2 separate regions of the Homo sapiens genome follow, and region 1 is linked to region 2. The links are chromatin loops, found by intact Hi-C in ENCODE. Cell type or tissue: heart left ventricle. All regions are shown on one strand. Each heading gives the region's core, and the rest is flanking DNA. Links, peaks and the distances in the headings are about the cores only.

Region 1 (8,097 bases), core at 2,814-5,313, 1.1 Mb after region 2:
AACTGAGTTCTCTAGAAAACCTGTGATGCAGAATTTACCCTCTTTATTCCAAATAGTCTCTAGGTCAGAGAATCAGTTTCTTTGGTCCTGCAGCTGATTAAATCCCAGTTCATATCATCCTGAGGAGTGGATTATTACCATTGGTAGCTATTTGTCAAATGGGCTTCAAAATGCTTTTGTTATTCTTGTTGTTTCGAGGCTGTTTTAATTTAGATGTTAACATTTCTGTAGCATCGTTTTCTTTTGCGTGGTACTAAAGGCCTCAGAACTTGAATTTGTTTGTGACCTCAGTTACCCAAACTGCATGGAAAAAAATTGTTTTTTCAAAAATCCACTTTGCATTAATTTGTTCTAAGTTCCATACCTACCTTCCAGAAGGTAGTGATACATTAGAGCAGGGGTGGGAAACTTTTTCTGTAAAGGGCCAGGTAGTAACTGTTTTGGGCTTTGCAGGTCACATGGTCTCTGCCAAATCTACACAGCTCTCTGCGGTAACCACAGACATGCAAACACATAGGTGTGAGACTATGTTCTAGGAAAACCTTATTTATTAAAATAGGCAACTGGCCAGATTTGGCCAAGGAGCCTTGGTTTACTGACCCCAGCATTAAAGGGGCAGATTTCCAGCCCACTCCCAGCGGACCTCCTTCCAAGTGATGGAGTCCCAGTCACTTCACACTTCAGGCATCTCTCTGCCCTTTGGTTAGTTTGGTCCCAGGAAGGTGGAGACGTTAATTAGACTGGTAAATGCAAGAATGAACTGTGCCTGCCAGGATCAATTTCACCGCCTTTCCCTAGGCAGTAGCTGGCCCACAGGAGATGCAGATTCTGCTCTTTTTCCTGGTGCCCCCATCTTATTTACAGGATCCCTCAAATGGCATTATTACCAATGTTTTTATTCTGTCCAACAGCCAGATGAATTTTATTTCCTTTCAACATAACAGCATAGAACAAGTTAACACAAAAACACTCCTTATTTTTTCCACTGTTTATCTCATGCGGTGCATTACTGCTATGCATTAATCATAAGCTGATTGGCAGTCACATGAGTATTGCATACTTAAAATGTAAAATTCATTTAATAAATGAGATTATGTATAGGTAACAGTTCTTTCAAAACATATTGCTCCCAGGAGGAAAAAAATGAAGTCCCTGGTGGCAATGAGATTGGGAACTTACCATTCCCTCGTGTTTCCCTCCTGTCTTAATATTCAGAGGATAATCGAGCCTGGGAGAACAGGCAAACAGGGCTGCAGAGACAGATCTGATTGCAAATGTCCCTTTTCCCCCTGTCCTTGCATATTGCTCAAAGCCAAGCAGAGAGGAGCTATCAGATACCAGAGATCCTCCTGGGAGCAGGCTGAGGTTTATGGCTGCCGTATTTGTCAGCTGGGGCTGCACAAACTAAGTACCATGGATGACGTGGCTTAACCAACAGAATTCACTGTCTCACAGTACTGGCACCAGAAGTATGGAATCAAGCAGTTGGCTGTGAAGGAATGCCCTGTTCCAGGCCTTTCCCTGAGGCTTGTAGGCAGCTGTCTTCTCCCTGTGTCCCTTTACATCATCCTCCCTGATATGGTTTGGCTGTGTCCCTACCCAAATCTCATCTTGAATTGTAGTTCCCATAATTCCCACATGTCCTGGGAGGGACCGTCTGGAGATAATTGAATCATGGGGGCAGTTCCTCCCATCCTGTTCTCGTGATAGTGAGTTAGTTCTCACAGGACCTGATGGTTTTATAAGGGTCTTGCCTCTTCACTGTGCACTCATTCCTCTTCATGCTGCCACGTGAAGGACATATTTACATCTCCTTCTGCCATGATTATAAGTTTCCTGAGTCCTTCCCAGCCATGCTGAACTGTGAGTCAGTTAAACCTCTTTCCTTTATAAATTACCGAGTCTTGGGTATGTCTTTATTAGCAGTGTGAGAAAGGACTAATACATGCATGTCTGTCTCTATATATCCAAATTTCCCCTTTTCTCAAAGACACCAGTCATACTGGAATAGGGCTCATCCTAGTGGCCTCATTTTATTTTGATTATCTCTGTAAAATTCTATTTCCAAATAAGTTCACATTCTAAGGTACTGGGGATTAAGACTCCAAAACATAAATTTCAAGGGGACACAATTCAACCGACAGCAGTTGTCTAAACTAGAAACACGATTGCTTCTGTTGGTGAGGCTGTCCAAGAGTGCTTACACTTTATGTGTGGCATGCAGGCCAGTGTGTGCTAACCCAGTCAGAAGGGGAATTTATTTAGGGTCTAGGATGGTGGGGGCAGGAGGTGGGGAAAGGAAGGATGCATTTTCTGGGAACACCTTATACACCATAAGGGAACGATCTCCTTCCCCCTAGACACCTGGCTAATCTATATCCCTCTCTACCCACTCAAGCCACCAGGACAGCTAGAATTAGAAAGACCTGTCCCAGTTACGCCTGCAGGCTGAGGGTCCTCAATGAATGCTCCTTTTCAGTAATGACTCCCCTGCCCCTGCATCTTGAGCAAGACAAACCGGGGACATTTAGGAACAATGGTGAGAAGAAAGGAGTAGATGACCCTCAACTGGCTTTGAATTTACTACTTTTCCTGCCTTTGGCCGCTGGTGGGAGATGCAGGGTGCCCAGTGGCCTTCGCAGACTCGCAGATCCCATCCCAGGAAATGCACGGGCCGGTGTGGCCAGGACAGAACAGAGGGACCACTCTCAGTCCAGCCCTCCCTGCAGGCGGCTCGCCAGCTATTCCTTCTGGTCTTCGGTTTGCAGGAGGGCAGAGGGTTTCCCGCGCCCTGGACCATCCGGGCGTAGTCCCGGCAGCAAGGCCTTCTTTCCTTGCTAGCCTGGGCCTGCCGCAGACAGACCCCAGAGGGAGCCGCGCCCAGCCCGCTGGGCGGCCCCGGCTTCCCGCGACCCCCTCCAGACCCTGGGCAGAAAGAGCGCCCTGCTGTCCCGACAGAGCCACTGTGCTTTTGAGGGATCCTGACACCTAGTGGCTCCCGCTCCCTTCTCCGAAGAGCACCGGGTCCTATCTGAGCATTCCCGCGACTCCCAGCCCCTGATCGCAGCTAAGACACCCATTCGCGCACCCGGCTTCTCCCACATCCTCGTCCCAGGGGTTCAGCTGACACTGGTAGTCGCCTGAGCTGTACTCTTTGGGGCCCAGGCGCCTTGGCGGGAGCTCACCCTCCCTGTCTCCCCAGCTGACCCTGCCGCGCCCCCTTCATCTCCGCACGCTCCCACCCGGCCCCCTCCACAGGCTGTCCAGCCCCGCCCCTCGGAACCCACCCCTGGTAGTGAAGCCCTGCCCCCAGGGTCCCTGCCCGAAGGTGCGCTCCTCCTCTAGGGCCCCTCTACTCTGTGAGCTCTGTCCCCGATCCCTAGCGGTGCAGCCCCTCCCAGGGCCCCTCCTCGTTGTGAGCTCCTCTCTCCAGTCCCCGGCGGCGCATCCCTGCCCCCAGGCCCCCTCCCCTAAGGTGAACCCTGCCCCAAGGCCCCAGTCCCTAAGGTGAACCCCGCCCCCAGGCTGCCTCCCCTAAGGTAACCCCGCCCCCAGGCCCCCTCCCCTAAGGTGAGCCCCGCCCCTAGGCCCCCGCCCCTAAGGTGAGCCCCGCCCCCAGGCCCCTTTCCCTAAGGTGAACCCCGCCCCTACGCCCTCCCTCCGAGGGAGAGCCCCGCCCCAAGACCCTTCCGCTGGGGTGATCCCTTCTCCCCCGCCCCTCCGCGGCCGCCCGCCCCTGCCCAGCCGCCCAGCCGCCCAGCCGCCCAGCCGCCCAGCCGCCCAGCCGCCCAGCCTTCCGGTCTCCGCGCCCAGTCCGCGGTCCTCACCCGCGCCGGGCGGTAGTAGTAGCTGTGCTCTTTGGGGTCCAGGCGCCGCGGCGGGATGTAGCTGAAGGCGGACTGCGCCGAGACGGGCGGCGGCCTGGGCTTGCCCCGCAGCGTGGACGCGGTGGTCTCCTCCTCGTCGTCCTCCATGCCGCCACCGTCCAGCGCCCCCGCCTTGGCCGCGGTCCGTCCCGCCCGCCCAGGGGCCCAGTCGGAGTCTGCAGGCCTCAGGTTGCTCAGCGCCAGCGTCTAGCCCGCGTCTGTGTTCGGTCGTTGCCTGGAAACCGCCGCCTGGCGACCCGGAGCTGCCCTGCAGCATTCCCGCTCCAGGGTGGAGCGACCCTCCCCTCCTCCCTCCCGGCCCCTCGACTACACCTGGGGTCTCTCCTTCCTTCCTCCTCGGGAGGAGCCCGACTGGGAGACGCCGCGGGGACTACCCATTTCCAGCCCGCTCACCTTTCCCATGCAGCAGCCCCTGCTTCACTCACTGATCACTCCTTCGCGAGACCATTAGTGACTGAGCACCTAGCGCATGGTGTGTCAGGAGCTGGAGATTGAGCCTTGAACGGAGCAGGCCTTGTCCACAGGAAGCTTACAGTCTGGAGAAGACACATGAAAGACGCGAAGAAGCCAAATGACTTGCCGAGGCTCCAGGGCAGCGCTGTCCAATAGAAACATGATGAGAGCCACGTGTGTCGTTTCTTATTTGACTCAGTAAGTCCAAAACGTTATCATTTCAACAAATGGCACTAGCTGCCTTTCAAGCTCTCGGTGGCCACGTGTGGCTAGCAGTTACAGTATTGGCCAGTGCAGGTGTAAGGCTGCATGAATTTACAGAATCTGGCAGAACTCAGCTGCTGTGGACAGGGCTCTTGCAATCCTTTGCCAGTGTGTTTACGTTGGCCCTTGATCTGAATGCTGGGTCAATACCTGCGTTCCGTTTGTTGAAAATGTGTTAAGCTGTATACTCGTGATTGGTGGGTGTACAGCCAAGAAAAGTTAAAAACAAACAAACAAAAAAAGCCATGATGACCAAGGCTTGGGAAATGCTTTAGCCAGCGTGCCTGGGAAGGCCAGCCTTGCTGAGAAGGTGGTGTTTGAGATGAAGCATAGCGATAATGAGAAGCCAGTTCTGTGAGTCTGGCAATCCCTTCCAAGCCAACTTGGTCCTCTGAGGCAGAGACAATCTTGTGTTTGAATGGCAGCAGGAAGTGGGGTGGTGTGGCCTCATGAAGCCAGAAACTGGTAGGAAGTGAAGGTGAACAGATAGGTGGGGGCCTGATGGAGAGATCTTACAGATGATGGAAGGAGCAGTGCCCTGCCTTCTTCCCCATCCCTGCAACTAGGTAGGAATCTCTTGTCTGCCATTCTGTGATGCAGGCTGGTGGCTTAAGATGCCTCTCTCATTCTGAGGCACCTGGTGATCCACTCTGTAGAGGTCTCCAGAGTTCTAGAGATCCTTCTGGGCAGGATTTAAGACATCCCGGTGCCACCACGCTTTTTCTCTCTCTTTTTATTTATATCTGTCTCTCTCGTGGGTCCCCATGAGCTTCCTGAGAAACCCATGTGCCTTCTTTGTCCCACTAACACATCTTTTTGCTCCATGGCCAGGCAGAACACAAGTCAGCCATGAGTCAAGGGTCAGACACCTGCCCACCATGTCTCTAAGCCCCAGGGGACCTAGCAACCTCATTGGAGCCACTTGGAGAGGGTGACATATCCCTGGTGCTTGGAGATGGAGCACCATCTCTCCTACATGTGAAGCAAAGGAAAAGGGGCTCTTATTTTTCTCCCATGGGCTGAAGTCATGAAAGGCATGACTCATACTTTTTTGCTTTTTTGGCCTCATTAAAGCAGCAGCCAAATATGTTTTTTTTTTTTAAGCCCTTATAATCTACTGCCTCTCTCAACTTCTCTCAATGTCTCCAAATACACAAGAGAGGTCAACTAATGGTCACAAGATTTTGTAAGCTTTGCATTGGTGACCCAGTATCATACTTTGGAAAGTGAAAGTACTTGAAACCAATTATCTTGGGAATTCAGCTAAAACTGAGACCGAGATAATTTCTTAGTAAAAGAAATTAGTAAAGTTTACACAGTTATACAGATGTGAATCTGCTAACTTCAGTTCAGTCGGTGACATTTTGTCATGTCCTAGACCAAGAGCTCTTGAGGGCAAGGCTACCTACATCTTTTTCTTCTTGGATGGAGATATGGTTAGGCTTTGTGTCCCCACCTTAATCTCATCTTGAATTGTAATCCCCATAATCCCCACATGTCAAAGGAGTGACCAAGTGGAGATAATTGAATCCTGGGGGCCATTTCCCCCATGCTGTTCTTGTGATAGTGAATTCTCACAGGATCTGATGGTTTTATAAGGGGCTCCTCCCCTTTTGTTCAGTGCTTCTCCTTCCTGCCACCTTGTGAAGAAGGTGCCTTGCTTCCCCTTTGCTTTCTGCCGTGATTGTAAGTTTCCTGAGGCCACCCCAGCCATACTGAACTGTGAGACAATTAAAACTCTTTCCTTTATGAATTACCCAGTCTCAGGTATTTCTTTATAGCAGCATGAGAACAAACTTATACAGATGGCTCAAGTCAGGCATACAGGCATACAGTAGGAAGTCAAATATTTGAGTCTGAGACAAGGGCCTGAGTTTATTTGGGAGGTAATTCCAGGGAACAGGAGAGAGGGACCAAGAGGAGCAAGAAGCAGGAGAGACACCAAGGATGCACTACCCAGGTCACTGCTGAAGGCAACTGGTGAATGGTCATGAACCTTTCTGAGGGGCCTGGAGAGGCCTTGAAGAATTGCCCCAGAGGATCAACATGGAGGCATGTTTCATCACTTGCTCCTGTCTGCTCGGTGGAGGCTCGCTCCTTCAGTTGTTGACTCCTGAACTTGTACGACCACTGCCCCAGGGCCTCACAGTCTCCCCTGGAGTGTCTTGCCTCCTTGGTGTCCGAGGAGCCCTAGGGCTGACAGCAAAAGACAGGGGCATGTACTGGAGGTGAGATGCTTCTTTCATGAGGTGAGTCATAGCCCCACGGAATGGTCCACCAGAGATGAGGGTGGAATGAGATGTGAGGCCCTGAGGATGCAGGGCAGGTTACCAGAGACAGATGAAACCATGGGCAAGGCAGACTTTGGCAATTTTGATTATTAAGAGGCTTTAGTTCCTTTTTTAAAAATACTCTTTTTAAAAAAGTATTTTCCTATATGATCTTATTATATATTCCCAGGTACATGAGTGGAATACAAGGTCACAGAGTCATACATTTAGGCTCCTCATGTCTGTACTCGTACTCAAAAGTTCTGTGCCGGAGAAGGGGAGGATGAAAGAAGCATAAAAACCCTCCTCTCAAAGGAGGCAAATTAATAGAGTAAGGACACACACTGGGGCTGGGTTAAACATAGTGTATTAGTGAGGGTTCCCTCAAGGGACAGAACTAATAGGATGTATATATATATCTATGTAAAGATATATATTATATATATTTTTTTATATGGGAGTTTATTAAGGAGTATTAACTCACGTGATCACAAGTTCCCTGTATTAGTTCGTTTTCACTCTGCTGATAAAGACATACCCAAGACTGGGATGAAAAGAGGTTTAATTGGACTTAGAGTTCCACATGGCTAGGGAGGCCTCAGAATCATGGCAGGAGATGAAAGGCACTCCTTACATGGTGGCGGCAAGAGAAAATGAGGAAGATGCAAAAGCGGAAACCCCTGATAAAACTATCAGATCTCATGAGACTTATTCCCTACCACGAGAATATGGGGGAACCACCCCCATGATTCAAGCTATCTCCCTCCGGGTCTCTCCCACAACACATGAGAATTATGGAGATTTGGGTCGGGACGTAGAGCCAAACCATATCAGTCCTACAATCGGCCACCTGCAAGCTGAGGAGCAAGGAGGCCAGTCTGAGTCCCAGAGCTGAAGAACTTGGAGTTTGATGTTCAAGGGCAGGAAGCATCTAGCACGGGAGAAAGAGGTAGGCTGGGAGGCTAAGCCAGTCTAGTCTTTCACCTTCTTCTGCCTGCTTTTATATTCTGGCATCATTCCCAAGGCATTCAAGCCAAATTGAAGCAAGTCTCTGGATCTGCCCTTTGGTTTAATAGGAAATGCAGCAGATAGATATAGAAACAAGTTAGACAACACCAAATCAACAGTGTGGGACATTCTACAGGGCAATTGATCTAATTTCTCCAATAACTTAATGACATGAAAACTACGTGAGAAAGAGTAGCAGTTAGAGACATAAGAGA
Region 2 (8,097 bases), core at 2,556-5,055:
TGGAGTTGGGAGCTTCCCCCAGGGCCCTGCAGCTCCCACCCTGGTTGCTGTGCACCGCGGAATGGGCCCGTCAGGAAACAGGAAGGCAGCCTGCTCCACTCAGGTCATTTGTCTGCCTCCTAATCCAGCTAAGGCACAGGCTGGAGACCTCAGTTAGGGAAGTCCCTTCCCTGCCCCCTTGGGAACACTGGCCCCACCTGGGTGCTGGTTTCACCACTTTGTTACCAAAGTCTGTCACAGACAGGCATTGGGTGAACTTACAGCTCAGCCTGCAGACGTAGCCCCAGGGCAGCATGGCTGGACTGAGCTGTGCACAGACGCCTGCTGCGTGCTGTGCCTCCCCTGCGGGTGGAAGTCTTGGCCCCTGGACCCGGCATTCGAGGCCTTCCGAGACATTCTGCCCTTGGAATGCTTGCCTCTCAATTGATCTGTCCTGAGTGGCTTGTTATTATTTTTTAATATTCAATCGGTCATGTATCAGTAGTTATGCAAAATGTGGCAAAAATGAATGACTGAAGAAAAATGAAATGGAAAAAGAAAAAATCTGAAAATACACAAAAGCGCACACTGTTTTGCCATTGGATTCAACAGACCTGAAACTATCCTTGCAGGAGCCCCTCGGTGCCCACCTGTAGGCCACGCTCACCAGCTGCACCAGAGCTGTGCTTCCAGCACCCAAAAGCTCCCTCCCTGAGCTGCACCCAGGCCTGCTCCCCACTCTCCTCACCAGCTGCACCCGTATCTCCCACGGCCCACCCAGGGTACTATCGATCCTTTAGTCCTCTTCTGCCAGTGTACCCCATGGCCCGGGACAACCCCTAGTATGCAATGGCTCTTTCTTGTGGGCAATGCATGGAGGCACACATCAGGGCCCTGCTTTTAAGAAGGAAGTACTGAGACCTGGGTGCCGCCTCTTCTAGGAGCCATGGATGCCGGGGCTTACCCCCAGAGACTGTGAATTGAATGGTTAGGAGGGAGCCTGCACACACCGGAGAGCTCTGAGCACCAGGCGAGTCTCCCATGTGGCCAGGTTGGGAGCCATCGCTGTTCATGTGGCCAGGGCTGCCTTGCCAGAGGAACTCATCTTACTTTGCCACCATGAAAATGTAACTGTTTATCATGTCATGACCTCCCTTGCTACAGTCGCTCTCGTCTTTTGTGTTCTATTTAATTTTTTAAAATGCTGGTGGCCCAGTCACTAAATTTTTTTTTTTTTTTTACCACCACTCATGGGCAGGACCTGTTACGTGAGACATGCACCAAAGCACGGAGAGGGACAGCCACGATCCTGCCCGGAACGGGTCTTCAGAACTGGGCAGAGCATGGCTCCTTTTGATGGGGGCCCCAGAACTCCTTTTCAAAGGCAATGGCAGGACGGGATCCACAGTGGGTGGCCCTTTGATAAGGAGGCATCCTCCAGCCAGAGTTGACACCACGTGGACAAGGTCTCAATGCTGCTTAACACTGTTTTGGGTGCAGAACAAAGAGCGGTTGGAACATTTCTCGTCTAGTCTCCCCCTCTGTACGTGTCCTGTGTTTCTAGCTTGTTCAAAGTGGTCAAAGACCCAAGGCTGGTCTGGCACAGAAGGGGTCGTGCCTACATGTAGGGAGGCGCTGACCCTTCTGTCTCCCCTTGTATGTCCCCAGGGACAGGACAGCCCCCTGCCTGTTGTCCCCAGTGTCCTCTGTGAATGGGGACCAGCTGTCTTTCAGGTAACTCCCTCCTCCTCCACCTCTGTCCACTCGCTCCGGTAGCCACCCCTTCCACGTGCAGTACGGCTCTGCATCCCTGAGAGCCTCGATGACTCCTCTCCTCTGCCTCTTCTCTAGTGTTGGGTCCTATATCTGTCAGTTAATTACGTATTCATTATAAGAACATATTTCTCTTGGGTCAATATTTAACTTTTCAAATTTATCTTCTTTACTCAATAAATTGTGACCATGGGTGTCTGTTCCTCGTGGGCTCAACACTGCCAGGCATGTAGAAATTGCTTGATGCAGTTTCACTGGCTTGTGGACAGGCAGTTATGCTTCTCTGTGCTTCTGTGATTCCATGCTAAAGAAAGTCAGTAGCAAGCAAATAGCAGAGCTTTAGTGGGTAAGGACAGTATTTTACCTTGAAAAAGGCAGCAGGAAAGAGAGTTAAGACTCAAGTTTCCTTTATTAAGGAAAATTGAAATCTAGGTACCTACAGATGCTCTTTGACTTATATGATATGGTTAGGTCTCGATAAACCCACTGTAAGTCAAAAATGCTTTTAATACACCTAACCTACCGAATGTCTATGTTACATATGCGTAGAGCACTTATATTTGCATCCAGTTGGGCAAAATCATCTAACACAAGCTGATTTTATTAATATTAAAATTGATGTAATATATGTACATATTTTAGTACATGTGATAGTTTAATATGTTCATATAATTTGTATAGGTCAAATCAGAGTAATCAGGAGATCTATCACCTTAAATATTTCTTTATGCTAAAAACATTGGAATTATTCTATCTATTTTGAAACATACAATAGATTGTTATAAACTTTAGTGTCCCTACTGATCTAGAACTACCATGTGATCCAGAAATCTCACTATTGGGCATATATCCAAAAGAAAAAATTATTGAAGAGACATCTGCACTCCATGTTTTTTGCAGCACTATTGACAAGAGCCAAGATGTGGAATCAATCTAAGTGCCCATCAGTGGATGAATGGATAAAGAAAATGTGGTGTAAATACACAGTGGAACACTCTTCAGCCATTTGAAACACAGATAGAACTGGAGGCCATTATGTTAAGTGAAACAAGCCAAACAGAAAGGTAAATACTGCATGTTCTCGGATGTGGGAGCTGAAGTGGATCTTCTGAAGATAGAGAATGGACTGGTGTTACCAGGGGCTGGGAAGGATTGGGAGTAGGGGGATGAAGAGAGGTTGATTAATGGGTACACAATCTCACATAATGTATTGTATGCTTTACTGAAATAAAAACAGAATGGTTGTATGGGTACTCTAAGTATGGTTTCTCCTAAACACATACGGCTTCCACACCATCATAAAATTGAAAAATCATTAAGTCAAGCACTGTCTAATATAACTTAATACAATGCTAAGGTCCTTCATTTAATTGTAACATAAGTCACTCAAGTGTTGCCATCCTGGATGATTTTCTTGGATTTTTTTTTTTTTTTTTTTTTTTTAAGACAAGGTCTTCTTGCTCTGGAGTGCAGTGGTGTGATCACAGCTCATGGCAGCCTCATACTCGTAGGCTCAAGCAATCTTCTCATCTCAGCCTCCAGAGTAGCTGGGACTACTGGCATGTTCCACCATGCCCAGTTAATTATTATTATTGTTTTTTGTAGAGACGGGGTTTTGCCATGTTGTCCAGGGTAGTCTCGAACTCTTGGGCTCAAGCGATCCTCCCTCCTCAGCCTCCCAAAGTGCCGTGTGCCACCATACCCAGCCCCTCTTTGGTTTTTTAAAAGTGCCTGCTAGCTCATCAGCACAGGAGCAAGGCGACTTGGAGCCACAATGAGACAGATGATTGCCAGTGTTGTTTCATTTCAGTTCTTAAGTTCCTGCATGGGGTGCTTACTGATGAGTCTGTCTCTCCTCTCAGGTAAGCCAGGCCTCCATCCACTCCTGCACAGCAGGGAACGCTGCACGGTGGCCCAGGGTTCGTGGTGGGCACGCCGTACCCCTCACCCCCTCCACGTGGAGTCTGGCTGAGGGCTCCCTCCCGCATGCCAGGCCTGGCATGTCGGTGCAGGCCCTTGCATTTCTGGCTGTGCTGCGCAGTCTCACCCTTGAGAAGAAGGGGGCGCTGTTGCCTCAGCCTTGCAGAGTTTCTCTGTGGTCAAACCACCCTGCCAGCCTCCCTGCTGCAGCCGGCAGCACGTCACTCCATGCGGGAGGGGAGCCCCACCTAAGGTAGGCTGTGAATTAATATTTTTTAAAGCCCCAGGTATTCAGGTTTAAAAAAGGCCCAGGGACATGAGGCTGCAATTTTTTGCTCTATTGAAGAAAAGAAAAATCTGTAGAATTTTAACAGTGACAATGAGGTTGAAGCTACTACAGATGCTGCACCTTGGGGGTCTTGGGGTCCCTCCTGCTCCCCAGGGGAGTCCATCAGTTCCCACAGAGGGTCTGCTAGAATTGCTGAAATCAGACTCGCAGCCACCCAGCAAACCTGCACCAAGTTCTGGGGCCAATTCTGGTGTGGGCAGGGGATTGGTGGCCGCTTTGTCGTTAGGGTCCCCGATGTCGGACATGAGCTTGATGAGTGGAGGAGCCGGGCCCCATGAGGATGCTGGTCTGTTCTTCCCCAGAATCTGCCTATGGCTCAGCCTCAGAACCTCAGGAATGGAAACAGGAGCAGAGAGCTGTCTATGCGGGGAGGTCCTGGGTCCAGTTTCCATCTCACTCCCCGATGGGCTTGTGAACTGAGGCGGTGGCATTCTCTGCCTGGCCCTTTTGTCTGGTTGGAGAATGAGACCTACTGCCTGGAGCGGTGGGGCCTGGATGCAGGCCTTGGCGCAGGGCGCTTTGCAAACTGCCTGGTGCTTTGCAGATGCCTCTCACCGCAACCTTCCCCTCCAAGCCTGCAGCCTTTAGGACTTCCTGCTCCTCTGCTGCTCCCTCCCTCCCTCTCCCCTCGCTGGCACTCTCTGTCTGGCTGCCCAGGGCACTGACTCACTGGAGTGCCCCTGGCTCACCGCCAGCAGACATTTCCCTGTCACCGCCAAGGGCTGAGGAGGTGGCTGAGGCTCTGGCCCCGGAGCCTGGAGGCCAGGGCAGCTGCAGAGGAGCAGCTGGGTGCCATGCGGGCCTCTGGGAAATGTCCCAGACACCTGCCTTGGAAGCCCCAGGGGCAAAACAGCCACTGAACTCTACAGGAGCCCCACCCTGAGGCCACTTCTCCCTCAGGGAACCAGTGCGCTGTGTGGGGTGGAGCGAGTGAGGTCGGGAAGCTGGGGCCATGTCCGGTGACAAGGAGGATCCCTCCCGGACATGGGCGAGGCTGGGAGTGGGCAGCCAACTAGCCAGCCATGGGTCCTGGGAGCTGGCTTATTTTGGTTGTTAGGTTTATGGCCATATTAAGAGAACAGCAGTTTTGGCAAATGCCCTACAAGTAGACACTCAAAACCTACATTGGTAGAGAATAAATATTTCTTATTTTATCAGTGCAAAAGAACACAAAACTGTCTTTTCTCTCTCTCCACTCTTTTTTTTTTTTTTTTTTTTTTGAGACGAAGTCTTGCCCTGTCGCCCAGGCTGGATTGCAGTTTGCAATGGCACGATCTCGGCTCACTGCATCCTCTGCCTCCCGGGTTCAATCGATTCTCCTGCCTCAGCCTCCCGAGTAGCTGGGATTACAGACGTGCACCACCACTTCTGGTTAATTTTTTGTATCTTTAGACAAAGTTTCACCATGTCAGCCAGACTGATCTCGAACTCCTGACCTCATGATCTGCCCACCTTGGCCTCCCAAAGTGCTGGGATTACAGGCGTGATCCACCACTCCGGGCCCTCTCTCTCCACTCTTTAAAATAATCCTTGTCTCCTTTTTGCTGTGATTTCACGTCCTGCAGGTGGGAGGTACCAGCAGGTCTGGACAGGCGGGACTTGCCTTGTGTCTTCCAGTCTGGACTGGCTCCATGGCTACCCTTCCCACAAGGCCTCCGCATTGGTGCTGGGGAACGAGGCAGCAACTTGATCCTCAAGTTGCTCTGATTTGTCCTTACACAGTAGCCCTCTTCTCTAGCAGGCATGTCAGGGTGGTCAGGAGACAGGAGGCGGGGGCTGGGGAGGGGTTAGGCCTCAGCCCGCATGGGGGGTGTCCTCTGCAGGGAGGTGAGCAGCTTAGCATCTGCCAGCACCAATCATTCTGTGGGCTTCAGGCTGTAGCGGGGCTCTAGTTGCCTGCTTCCTGGCCCTGGAATGACTTGGGTACGGGGAGTGTTGGCTGGATGTGCAAGAGTCAGATAATGGAGGTGGGTGGGAGATAGGGCTGAGATGTTTTGTCCCCTCCACATATGTTGAAATGTGGCCACCAATGCTGGAGGTGGGCCTGCTGGGAGGTGTTTGGCTCATGAGGGCTGATGCCTCCTCAGTGGTTGCTGCTGTCCTCGTGGTAATGAGTTCTCACTACGAGTTCACGCAAGTTCTGGTTGTTTAAAGAGCCTGGCACCTCCTCCCTCTCTCGGGCTCCTTCTCTCGCCAGGTGAGGCACCTGCTCCCCCTTTGCCTCCTGCCATGAGTGGAAGCTTCCCAAGTCCTCACCAGATGCAAATGTTGGTGCCATGCTTCCTGTACAGCCTGCAGAACTGTGAGCCAAAGAAACCGCTTTTCTTTATAAATTACCCAGTTTCAGGTATTTCCTTGCAGCAACATGAAAGACTAATACAGTGGGGCCCACCAAGCTGCCTCGTAGCCGGAGGGAATCTCTTTGGCCAACAGTTGGCCTTGAGAATGTCAAACAGACATGCAGAATCTAAGAAAACACAGAACGGGCAGACAGAGAGTGGGCTTTTCCTTCATGTTGGGTATTAGAAAAGGGGAGATTCCCATTCCTGAGGCTGTGTCAGGGTGTGGGGGGTGTGGCCTGCCCTGGCCTGAGGTGTGCTCCTTTTAAGACTTCCCACCCATTGGTCAAAGCGTCCACCCTGAATGGACCAGGTTGCTGGTGGACACTGATCCCTGTGGCCAGGGCCTCCGAGCATTTGGTGTTCAGCTCATCGGGGACTCTGTGGACACCAGAGGGCAGAATGGGGTCTGTCTGCCCAAAAGCCCCGTGGGGAGTGAGCGTGAATTACCCCAGAGTCTGTGTAGGGAAGCCTCCTGGAGCCTGGTGCTTTCTCCTTTACAGTGGCTTTCAGTTTGTGGATTTTTCTGAAGTTATTGGCCTTGGAGCTTGCGTCAAGTTTCCCGAAGACCACTCCCAGTGTTGGTGATTTTCTCAGGAGGACTCACAGCCCTCATCACGTGGTGCTATCCTCACAGCATGGTTCATTACTACGAAAGGACACAGAGCAAGCCAGCAGGGGAAAGTCACGTGGGGCAGAGTCCGGGGATCTGGGCGCAAGTTCCCAAGAGCCTGTCCTGGTGCAGCTACACAGGACAAGGTTATTTTCTCCAGTGTCAGGTTATGACAACACTTGTGAACTGTCAGCTACAGGATACTCTTAGGGACTCAGCGCCCAGGGTTTTTACTAGGGCGTAGCATGTACCCAAATTCTAGGCTCCCTGAGGGAAAGCAGGTGTTCAGTGGAAAGCACACTTGTTAAAAGTGGCTGAGGCACAGGGAGCCACCCTTACCATCTGGGGACGCTGGGGATCCTGCAGCCCACTGTGCAGGGATGGGGGTGCCGTGCTGCATCCCAGGGCTGAGGAGGATTGTTTGGCTGGGGGGCTCTGTCAGTAGAATGCAGAGGGGAGGGTCCCTCCTGATGTTCCCAGGAGTGAAGGCAGCTCTTCATAGTGAGTCTAGTGTTGGGCCCTGCACTAACACAAGCAGGTGCCCGGCAGGCGTTTGCCGAGGGAGGGGAAGAATGAAGCAATGTATGGTGGGGTTTCTAGAACCCTCCCTGGGGATGGCTTCTCCGTGGAGGGTAGTGAATCCCACAGCCCCACAAGGCCCTCAGCTGGGGTGAGTTTCAGGCCACAGCGGCTCACTGGCCCTGTGACCTGATGTGAGGGCCACCAGGGCAGGGCTTTTAGATGCTTCCCCTGTGCTGTGTTCTCGGAGGCCTGAACACAGAGGCTCACTAAATACTTGCTTGTTGAGAAAGGCCAATCCCTAAACAAACCACTGTGATGGGGGCTTAGCAGATGCCAGTTGACTTAGCTTGTCCCCACTGTCCTTGGAGCCTGAGGCAAAAGGAGCTTCCCCTCATGCACCAGAGACCCTTCCCTTCTGTGGGAAGAGGAAAGGGTTACCTGGGAGACTCTGTCCTGTTCTGGCACAGGAAGGGGGAAAGGACATGGCTAGCAAGCTTGGCGGGGGCCACTGCATGTGGCTTGGGCTGCTGCCCATAGGCAGGATGTCCTCTGTGGCCAGGGGCTGGCTGATTTCCGCCTTGTGTTTTTGCCTCTTTGCTCTT

Evidence for each region. A loop is a pair of places that touch in the nucleus more often than their neighbours do. Peaks named below come from ENCODE experiments on the same cell type or tissue, not always from the same donor. Only the 100,000 strongest peaks of a DNase experiment are listed, where the experiment ranks them.
Region 1: a loop joins it to region 2, with 7 times the contacts of the local background. A loop is called at or near these places in 17 of 110 quality-filtered maps.

The regions. Positions count from the first base shown.
Region 1 is chr5:7,847,048-7,855,144 of GRCh38, forward strand. CFAP90 (cilia and flagella associated protein 90) reads right to left here and starts at 4,086. Exons shown (of 3, transcript NM_001089584.3): 1 at 3,828-4,086. The coding sequence starts at 3,974. It also overlaps a transcript of MTRR not described here. In heart left ventricle, for the core only: CTCF peaks have their summits at 3,007 (motif pointing left) and 4,114; DNase peaks (open chromatin) are centred at 2,854, 3,454 and 3,944; H3K4me3 peaks cover 1,553 bases; H3K27me3 peaks cover 425 bases.
Region 2 is chr5:6,762,057-6,770,153 of GRCh38, forward strand. LOC107986401 (a long non-coding RNA gene) reads left to right here. Exons shown (of 2, transcript XR_007058681.1): 2 at 1-3,005. It overlaps LOC102724943 (splicing factor 3A subunit 2), which reads left to right and starts at 4,256. Exons shown (of 5, transcript XR_007059141.1): 1 at 4,256-4,307; 2 at 6,631-6,767. RefSeq lists an enhancer at 3,660-3,954. In heart left ventricle, for the core only: a CTCF peak has its summit at 3,809; DNase peaks (open chromatin) are centred at 3,825 and 4,715.